Regions from separate parts of the Homo sapiens genome. Here region 1 is linked to region 2. Evidence: chromatin loops called from intact Hi-C (ENCODE). Cell type or tissue: heart right ventricle. All regions are shown on one strand.

Region 1 (5,000 bases), 87 kb before region 2:
GGCCTGTCCTCTGCTGGGATGGCCCAGGGTGCTGACTGTGAAGAGGAGACAGTGCTCTGGGTGAGTGGACACACACTGTCCTTCGTCTTTGCTGAAGGTATTTTATGCACAGTGGCAGTGCCCAGAGTGGGGGATTCCCTATCGTTCCCACTGTTTCCTTTTTTGTTTGTTTGTTTGTTTTGTTTTTGAGATAGAGTCTAGCTCTGTCGCCCAGGCTGGAGCTCATTGCAAGCTCTGCCTCCCGGGTTCACGCCATTCTCCTGCCCCAGCCTCCCGAGTAGCTGGGACTACAGGTGCCCGCCACCACACCTGGCTAACTTTTTGCATTTTTTAGTAGAGACGGGGTTTTCACCGTGTTAGCCAGGATGGTCTCGATCTCCTGACCTCGTGATCCATCCACCTCGGCCTCCCAAAGTGCTGGGATTACAGGCGTGAGCCACCATACCCGACCCCAACTGTTTTCATCATCTCTTCTGTTGAGTTCAATTTCTTGATGCAGTGAATCACTGTGTGAACACTTAAACACTCAAGTAACAATGTGCATAATAGATGTGACAACAGAGAAATTCTCGATTGGGTGGCTGGGCATAGAAGTGGTAGGGTAAGGAAAGACTTGAGCATCTCAAAAGCAAATCCTCTTACTGGGAATTGGTGGCCAGGCTTTCTGGTTGACACCTGGGACCAGGTCTCCAAGGCAGAACCACGCAGATGGAGTGAAGGCAAACAGTCTCCTTCCTGCTTCCTCCCCAGTGTGGTGGTGTTCAGAGCTTTGGATATGAGCTGTATGTAAATCACTTACGGAAGTTCCACAGCTGGGCTCAGTGATCAAACCTCTTATTTCCAGCCCTACACGTTTTGCACCTTTTTCTTTATTCCCTGGGAATTCCACTGGAAAGTGGAAGATATTTATTCAGGCATAGGTAGCAAGTTTCATTCATAACCTGGAAATCTCCTTGTGTATACTTTATCTTCTTATATGGTGTGTACTTTTGTAAACTGTTTCAAATACTTTATTAAATAAAGTATGTTACATGTGAAAAAAATAATTAAAACTAAACACGTTAAGTCTCTGAAAACTAAGCCTCTAGTACTTGATAAAGCCAGAAGCAATTTTCCAGAACACTTGACCATATCTATGCCTTATAATTTTCGTGTAATACAAGCTCTGCTGAATTCCATTAAATGTTTCCATTGGGTAGATTATCAAAGGTTGCCTTTTGCTTGGCTTGTCAACAGATTACTTTACCTGAGCATATCTTCCTCGAGGCATGTTCTGAAGGAAGACAGGCAATTGCAGTCCTTGGTAACTCACATTCAAGGTCACTCAGCAAACTGGCAGGCAGGGATTGCAATGCTGAGTTCATCATTCTCATAACTATGCTGATCTACAGAGAGGTAGGGAATGTGTCTCTTTCAAAGATTGACCAAAGAACAGTAAATGGACCTCTCTGCAGAGATTGTATCAGGCAAAATGCATCAGTGGAAGGATCCTGAGCCAGCTGCTCAACAGTGAGGGCCCTACACATTCACTGGCCTCTTCAATGGTGGAGAACTCATCCCCGCGTCTCTTTCTACAGAAAACACTGAACACATCTGCCACGTGCAGTGGGTTCCCGCTCTGCAAAGGCTCTGGGCTACTGACATCAAAGGGAACCTGAAACCACAACACTGGCATTTGAAAAAGAAAATGCTGAAGCTGAAATGGCCTTTCTCTTCCAGCTTTTGCTTTGGAATTCACCAAAGCCAGACCCAAGGAATGTGATGACATTCTAAAAGCCTGTGATTAATTCATGCTGGTCCCCAAGCCTTGCCCCTCAGTGCCACATGGTGAAGCAGTTACCACCACCTGGTTTTCTTCCACAGCCAGACAGCACTTCCAAGATTTCCAGTCATCACTTGGACAGAGATAGGCTTGAGTGTGCAGATTTCTCTAGTGCTGTGTTATACAGATCTTTCTCCTCCACACCCTCACTGAGATTCCCTTGCTAAATACCCCTGCCTGCAGATAGATGATTTACACACATCATTGATTGCTTTTTTTTTCAATGACTTGTTCTATTTGGGATATTTAGCTCCCTGTTCCATGTTTTTGTACAAGTAGGAGGCTAAGGTAGCAGGAAATGGAAGTTCCCCAGAGAAGTCACAGTGATAAATGAGGCCATGCAAGGCTATTTATATACAGGAAACAATAGAAGCAAAAAAATGAGGCAACTCCTCAAACTTTTCAAGTTGTTTTAAATCAATAGTGCTGGGATTTGGAGGGTTTATTTGTTTTGTTTTGTTTTTGGTTTTGGTTTTGTTTTTGGTTGGGTTTTGGTTTTGGTTGGGTTTTGGTTTTTTGGCCAAACGCAAAGTTTTGAAAAATATAAATTATTTCCTTTGGCTTAAAAAGAATTAGTATATATGAGAAAAACTGTATTGTAATTATTCAAAGCATATGTATATGTGTGTGTATACACCGCTGTCACACACACACACAGACACACATATATTTGAATGTGAGTTTTTATGCTGCCTAGATCAGAATATTACAGGATTTTAATTAAAATCCAGAAAATAAAAATGCATCAGCCAATGCCACAGTGAGGAAATGCTCTAAAAAAGCAGAAGGCACACACCAACTGTTCTCTAGGGAGGAGGACAGTGTTGCTGGGATCACGCAGTTCTGGATGGCTCTGTGTGGCCTTGGTGGTCTGCAAGATAAGAAGTTGAGCCTGACATGATGGTTGTCTACTAATGACCTCAGCCCCTCAACCTCTGAGGCTTGGCCAGGATACTGAGAAACTGAAGGTCAAAGAGCTCAGTGGGAGAGAAGCCTTGACCTGGTTTCACTGTAACACGGCAAGATCATTTCTAGTCTGAGCCTACAGCAAACTTCAGGTTTTCCCGGAGGACACTCAGTCTGCTCCATGCCAACAGGAGTGGAGTAGCATTCTTTTTTTTTTTTTTTTTTGAGATGGAGTACAATAGCATGACCTTGGCTCACTGCCACCTCCACCTTCTGGGTTCAAGTGATTCTCCTGTCTCAGCCTCCAGAGTAGCTGGGATCACAGGTGCCCACCACCACACCCAGCTAATTTTTTGTATTTTTAGTAGAGAGAGGGTTTCACCATGTTGGCCAGGCTGGTCTCGAATGTCTAACCTCAGGTGATCCACCTGCCTCGGCCTCCCAAAGTGCTAGGATTACAGGCCTGAGCCACTGTGCCCAGCCTGGAGTAGCGTTCTTTCAGCATTCTGGCTGCAGGAAGGATCCAGGGCTCTAGGACTGAGCCTCATCCAACTGTGTACGTTTCAGGTCATTGGTGAGGAGTGCAGCGTTGTTATGAACTGCAAATACAATTGCCAAAAAATAGATATGTCACCCCAAGTTGCAACAAAAGGCATCAGGCCCAGGACTCGCTCTTCTTGATCAAGAAGTGCTGATAAATAAAGAGGCTTCATCTGAGTAACTCTGAAGAATATCCTGGAATTGGTTACCCACAGGCTTTCACCACAGTTTAGGTTCTAGATGTAACATGGCCCACGTATTTCAACAGAGTTCAATATGACTACCTGAATTAATATAGCCCAGAGCCAAATTGAGATCTTGCTAGAGCCTTTGAGTTGCCTTTTTAACTGGGTCTGTCTGCTGCAGGTCCCCAGAATTTCTTCTGCTTTCCTCTTGGATTCCTGAAAACAATAGAGATGGTCTATGTGAAGGCCCACCTGGGGCAAGCCCAGGTTCCAGGTACCATCTAAATCGCGCCAGAGAAAGGATGAGACACGGTGAACTGGTCGAGCTTCTCTCTAGTTTCTGGACATAGAGGCCAGGGAGACCGTCTGGATGTCACCGTGGAGCTGGGAAGGCCTCTGAAGGGCGATTCTTTGAGCAATGGCTGAGCCGCCTCACCTGCCTCTCATGCCTCTCCTCGCTCTGATTAGCATCCTTCCACACTGACCCACCCTCACCAAGCTTTAGCAGGGCTTCCTGGCCGCCATGTCCTCTGGACTCTTTCCAGTCCTCCTGGTGGATGCCTCCCTCTTCCTGCACCCTCTTCTGTGATGCACAGCTGCTCATTCTCCTCCTTCCTTCTCTCCCCCGTGGGCTTCTCTTCCTCCGCCTGCCTACTAAGTCTCAGCATCTCTCTGGTCTGTCCTCAAAGCTCTTTCTGTCTCCTTCACCCTTTGCTCAAATGGCACCACACACTCTCACTCCCCAGATGCTCTGAGGACTCCTGAGTCCGTATCCTCAAGATAAATGTAAACCTCTTCCTCTCGATGGGCATTCCCAGCTGTGTATTTCAAATGGATGAATTTTATGGTGTGTGCATTGTATCTTTATTTTTCTAATAGCTTCAGGAGTACAAGTGGTTTCCAGCTACAAGGATGAACTGTATAGTGGTGAAGTCTGAAATTTTAGCACACCCATCACCCAAGCAGTGTCCATTATACCCAATATGTAGTTCTTTTAATCCCTTACACCTCTTCAAACCCTCCCCACTTGTGAGTCTCCGGTGTCCAACATATCACTCTCCATGCTTTTGTGTACCCATATATCAGCTCCCACTTATAAGTGAGAACACATGGTATTTGGTTTTCCATTCCTAAGTTACTTAACTTGGAATAATGGCCTCCAATTCCATCCAAGTTACTGTAAAATACATTTTTTTATGGAAGAGTAGTAGTGAATTGTATCTTAATAAAGATATTAAAAAAGAAAAACTGCATGTCAGCCCATTGATATGCTAACCTACCACACACTCAGATTAGCCTCTCCATCCTCTGGCCAGAGTTTCAGCTCTAACTCTCCTCCCATTGCAGCACACTGCATTTCAAATACAGCAATTCATGACCACATTTAAAACAGTTAAATGTTTATACATGGTTCATACATGCTATTTCCCATCTCTGCAACACCTCTCCCCCCAATCCCTTGGTTTTCTGATGAATGCCCACTTATTCCCTACTCCCCCAATGGCAGGTGGCATTTGATCCCGCCTTCCTCTGCACATGGGTCCATT
Region 2 (5,000 bases):
CCAGCAGGGTTGGTTCCCAGTAAGACTTCTCTCCTCGGCTTGTAGACAGTTGCCTATGTGCTATGTGTTCACATGGCAGAGTGAGCAAGCTCTCTGGTGTCTCTTCATATAAGGACACTAACCCCATCATGAGGATCCACCCTCAAGTCCTTCACCTAAATCTAATCACCTCCCCAAAGGCCTCATCTCCAAATACTATCACACTAGGGGTAAGAACTTCACATATGAATTGGGGGAACACAATTCCGTCCACAGCACAGAGGTAACCACTACTATTCTGACTTTCTACAAAAAGACACTGGGATTCTAACAGGCCAAGTTCCCCAGGGCCTGTCAGGACTTGCCCAGAGTCACCAGCAAGTATGGGACAGAATTGGAACTCAAATTCAGGATTTGTTTCTACAGAGAAATGGCAAAGAAACCTTTAGAATCCCAAGAAAAAGCAATTAATTTTCAAGGAGGCAGAAGTACTGCGACATACTGAGGCAGAGCCTCTCATCCTGACCTTGAAAGATGCGAGAGGTTCCCCAGGCAGAGAGGAAGAAAAAGGAGGAACTGGAGCATCAACCAAGCAGCTTGCAGGAACCAGTACTGGGGAAGCAATGAGGGCTGGGAGGGTGAGCACAGACAGAGAGATGGGGTCAGGGCAGGAAACGTGGGTAAAGGCCAGGGTCAGAACCTGGGCTGCAACCTTGGGCAGCTGGGAGTCAGCCAAAGATGGTAAGTGGGGCTGGGGTGATTAAATTCATACCCACCAAAGTCATTATTCCAGCAGAGGGAGAAGAAGGAGATGCTGGGAAAGAGGAGAGACCAGCCGGGAAGATGTAACAATAGCCCCATGGTAATAATGGGCCTCTGAGTTCTGAAACAGCCAACAGAGGAGAATGACAAGGAGGGGCAATGATGATCCAAGGAGGTGGCAGATCCTCAGGAAACACAGGGTAGGCTCATGGTGATAAAGTGTGCCAGGTGATGTGGACCTTAGAGGAGAAACGCCCAGGGCAGAGGGTGCTGACTTAGGGGCTACAGGACAGTGCCATGGACTGTTTGTCCCCCCAGAATCCATATGTTGAAACCTAACTCGTGGTGTGATGGTATTTGCAGATGGGATCTTTGAGAAGTAATTAGGTTTAAATGAGATCATGACAGTGGCAACCTGTGATGAGATGAGTGACCTGAGAGATCCCAGAGAGCTCTCTCATGCTTTTCCTGCCATATGAGGCCACAGTGAGAAGGTGCTGTCTATGAATGTGGAAGCAGGCTCTCACCAGGCACTAAACTGCTGGTGCCTTGGTCTGGAACTTCTCAGCCCCCAGAACTGTGAGAAACAAATCCTGTTCATCAAAGATGCTTCATGACATCATTTAGGGGAAAGAGTCAATCCTGTTTCTTAAAGAGGACTAAACAGTGTCCACCTGTTAATTCAGAAAGCCATGGCACTAGCAGTGCTGTAGCAATGGCCTGGGGCGTCTCTCGCCTCAGAGGCAATCCAGATCTGCTGGGGCTTTTTAAGGGAGCAAGTCCTGGCTCTGTGGGGCTCGCCTTGAGCTTAGTTCCTTAAAATTGCAAAGTCACCATGGAGTCAGATTAGAATGGAGCCCATGTCACATATTGAGGGAAATATTTTCATGCTTTTTCTCTCATTAAAAGCAATCTACTAAACTTGCAGGTGACTTTGTCTTTAAGCACACCACTCCTGTGAAGGAGAGACATGGTCTCTTCATTTTATACCCTGTTGGCAGCCCTGATAGGAGAGTCAATGATTTTTCCTCACTTAACCAGAACCACAGAGGGTTTTCTGATGTGTCTGTCGTATCCACCCAGCTAGGGTTCTCCTATATTGTGCTTATGAAATGGATTTCTGGAATCTAATTTTAGAATCTTCCATTTACTCCTGCAAGCTTCACCTTGTTGATCTCAGCTCAATTTACTATTTTTCACATTTATTTCCACTCATGATTTTGTTTTCTATTTCATATGCGCTTTTATATTTGTTACTAGAATGTTAGGTAAGTATGTCTTCCATGATGCCATTCAACCCATTGATTAAAATGTTGAAGAGAATAGGTTCAATGACAGAGCTCTGTGGCCATCCACTAGAGATCACCCCAGCTTGAGAAACAGTCAATGTTTAACATTCTTAGACATAATTCTGTTCTAACCAACTAGAGCCAAACTAAAAATCTAGTAGACCAGGAATAATTTGAAAGAGCCTCAGAAGGCTGGGCCTGCAAGCTCCCACCTCCATCCCAGTGTTTCCATTCCTGGCACTGAAGCCCCTGGGATCTCATCCTTAGGTTTCAGATCCACCGCCCTAGGCCAGCCGCTCACCCTGCTGATCCAGAGCTGGCTCCAAATCAGCGCAGCCCATGGGCCCAGCGCGCCAAAGTCCTGACCAGCCCCTGCCAGGCACAGCTTTCCAAAACAGGCGTTTTTGTCACTGTTGTTGCTTTTAATCTTGCTGTAAAGAGGCACATAATTTCTTGCCAGTTCCTACTGGCAGCCTCTTAGGAAAATCACTGTGTGTGTGTGTGTGTGTGTGTGTGTGTGTGTGTGTGTGTGTGTGTGTGTGTGTGTGTGTAAAGTGTGTGAAGACAGAAGGCCTAAATTCCCCCACTACCCAGGGCTCCTCCCATCCTTCTTTTCATAGCTAATTTCGTTAAGTGTTTAAACAATGTAAATCCGGCAGCCCTCCTTCATTAAAGCTGTGAGATTGAGGGCAGCTGCCGCCTAGCTATGGGCCCTCCCAGCCAGCCTCGGAGCCGAAGCGTCCACCAGCTTTCCCGAAATAGCGAAGCTCTTCCTTCCCTGCCTCCCCTGGAATGACCCCGGGGGAAGGATACTCCATTTCCTACGCCCAGATTACTTTATTTATGACCATCCAATGAGTCCATATTTGGAGAAAAAAATATCACCACCATGTGGAATGAAATCATGCAGCTGTAAATAACTGATGTAAGTGTTTAAATTAAAAGGAGCTCACGATAAGATTGTGTATGTATGGAACTAGGTATAGATGGGGAGTATGTGAACTGGACTCCATTCTGTGACAAGCAGGGTGACCCAGGACAGGACAAGTGGGGCTCTGACAACTTCAGGGGCCTTATGGCTGAGGAGCTGTTCAACATCATTCTTGGTCAGATTCTGCAAACCTGGATGAGGACAGCCAAGGAGTTCAGCTCCTTAAAAATACAAAGTCACCGCCGAATCACATTAGAATGGAGCCCATGCCACATATTGAAGGAAACATTTTCATGCTTTTTCTCCATTATCTACTTATTAAAAATAATTTATTAACCTTGCAGGTGACTTTGTCTTTAAGCACACCACTCCTGTCAAGGAGAGCCTTGTGGTCTCATTTTAGACCCTGTTGGCAGCCCTGGTAAAAGAGTCAATAATTTTTCCTCATAGGTACACATAAACACATTCTAGAGAAGTCTTGTGAAAACCTAATCAAATTTGCAACACATCAGCATGTTTAGTATTTAAGATACTTTGTACAGTGAAGAATCACCTTATAAACCAATAATTATCCTGTGATCCTGCAATATTGCTTAAAATGAAACCTGCCTACCTGGGTTTCAAAGCTTATATTTCCAGAACAGTTTAGACTTCACAATGAAGATCACTCCTTCTAAAACATGACCCTTCCAGGGCAAGCCATTCTCACTCCACCATGAAGCACTTATGCCTGAAATCCAAATGGAGAGTAAGAGTCAGTGAAAGTCACTCTCCTTCTGTTGGAAATGGAAATTACTCCAGAGATACTAGATTTTGGTTCCACCATTGGCTGAGGCTCAACAATTGCCAGCTGGATGATGAACCAATGCTTGGGAGTCAGGAGATGGTATATTCACAACTGACCAAAGCCTGGCTTCTTTTCTTTTCTCTTGAATGCATGTCAGTGGCCTCCCTGGGCTCGCCGTCTATGCCACCCTGCAGGGGCACATGTGCGTTGCAGGCTCTCAGTCAATATTTTATGATAACAATAGCCATCATTGTGAGGATCCCCCAACAGCACTGGGTGTTTTATGACACAACCAAAAACTAGGCACTAATGCAAATTTTAACTGGTAATTGGGAAGTGTGTTAAGATGTTTTTATGATCAATTTGTAGATCAATATTCTAAGTATATTTGGAAAAATACATTATCCATTTGTGCAATACAAATACGTGACATGGTTTGAATCCTCTACTCCCTTATTGGTTGTTGTCCACGTGATTTCTTGCAACACAAGTTTGTTAACATTACTACAACAACAGTGCTTCCCTTATTTTCTTTTGTATTGCTAAAACTTTTGTTAATTACATTTGATGCTTTTTTTTAATCACCATAGAAGTGTGCAAAATTGTCATTCTTTCATTGTGGATTTTTTCTTTTAGCTGTTTTGGCCTTGAGTTCCACCTTGTCTCCTGTTCATATTCACACTCCTGTCTCTTTTTGTTGGGATTCATTCACTATATCATTGCCCATTGCCTTATTTTTAATATTTTTGGATTAACTGGGTACACTAACGCAGTATTTAGATTTTACTCTTAACCAAATGTGAGTCTGTGATTCAAAATAAGAGTTCATCCTGATCATTTTATTAACATGATTTATATGCTTAATTTTATTTCTGCTATTTTGTTTTATGGTCATTTTTAATACACCTTTTATATTGAGGTTACTTTTTTAACCTGACTTTTCCCTTGTGATTTGGAACTCACATCTACTATTTTCATTCTGTTAGTAATGACATTTAATAAGTATGCACTGGAATCTACTTTCTCTAATTTTCATTATCAAAAATAGGCCTGGCATAGTGGCTCACACTTGCAATCCCAGTGCTTTGGGAGGCTGAGGTAGGAGGATCACTTGAGCCCAGGAGTTCAAAGTTACAGTAAGCTGTGATTGCACCACTGCACTTCAGTTTGGGCAACAGAGCAAGACCCCTCTTCAGGAAAAAAAAAAAAAAAGACAATATAAATTGATCCTTCTCTGTGTGATATGAGGAAT

The links. Peaks named below come from ENCODE experiments on the same cell type or tissue, not always from the same donor. Only the 100,000 strongest peaks of a DNase experiment are listed, where the experiment ranks them.
Region 1: a loop joins it to region 2, with 2.4 times the contacts of the local background. A loop is called at or near these places in 3 of 110 quality-filtered maps.

The regions. Positions count from the first base shown.
Region 1 is chr10:43,995,361-44,000,360 of GRCh38, reverse strand. No RefSeq gene overlaps it. Among named protein-coding and RNA genes, the nearest start is that of LINC02659, 85 kb to the right of the region's middle. In heart right ventricle, no CTCF peak of the experiment used is centred here; no DNase peak of the experiment used is centred here; H3K27ac peaks cover 2,014 bases.
Region 2 is chr10:43,908,234-43,913,233 of GRCh38, reverse strand. It overlaps LINC02659 (long intergenic non-protein coding RNA 2659), which reads left to right and starts at 865. Exons shown (of 3, transcript NR_184145.1): 1 at 865-941. LINC00841 (long intergenic non-protein coding RNA 841) reads right to left here and starts at 3,938. Exons shown (of 5, transcript NR_136147.1): 1 at 3,865-3,938; 2 at 3,575-3,691. In heart right ventricle, a CTCF peak has its summit at 2,749; DNase peaks (open chromatin) are centred at 2,549 and 2,759; H3K27ac peaks cover 4,255 bases.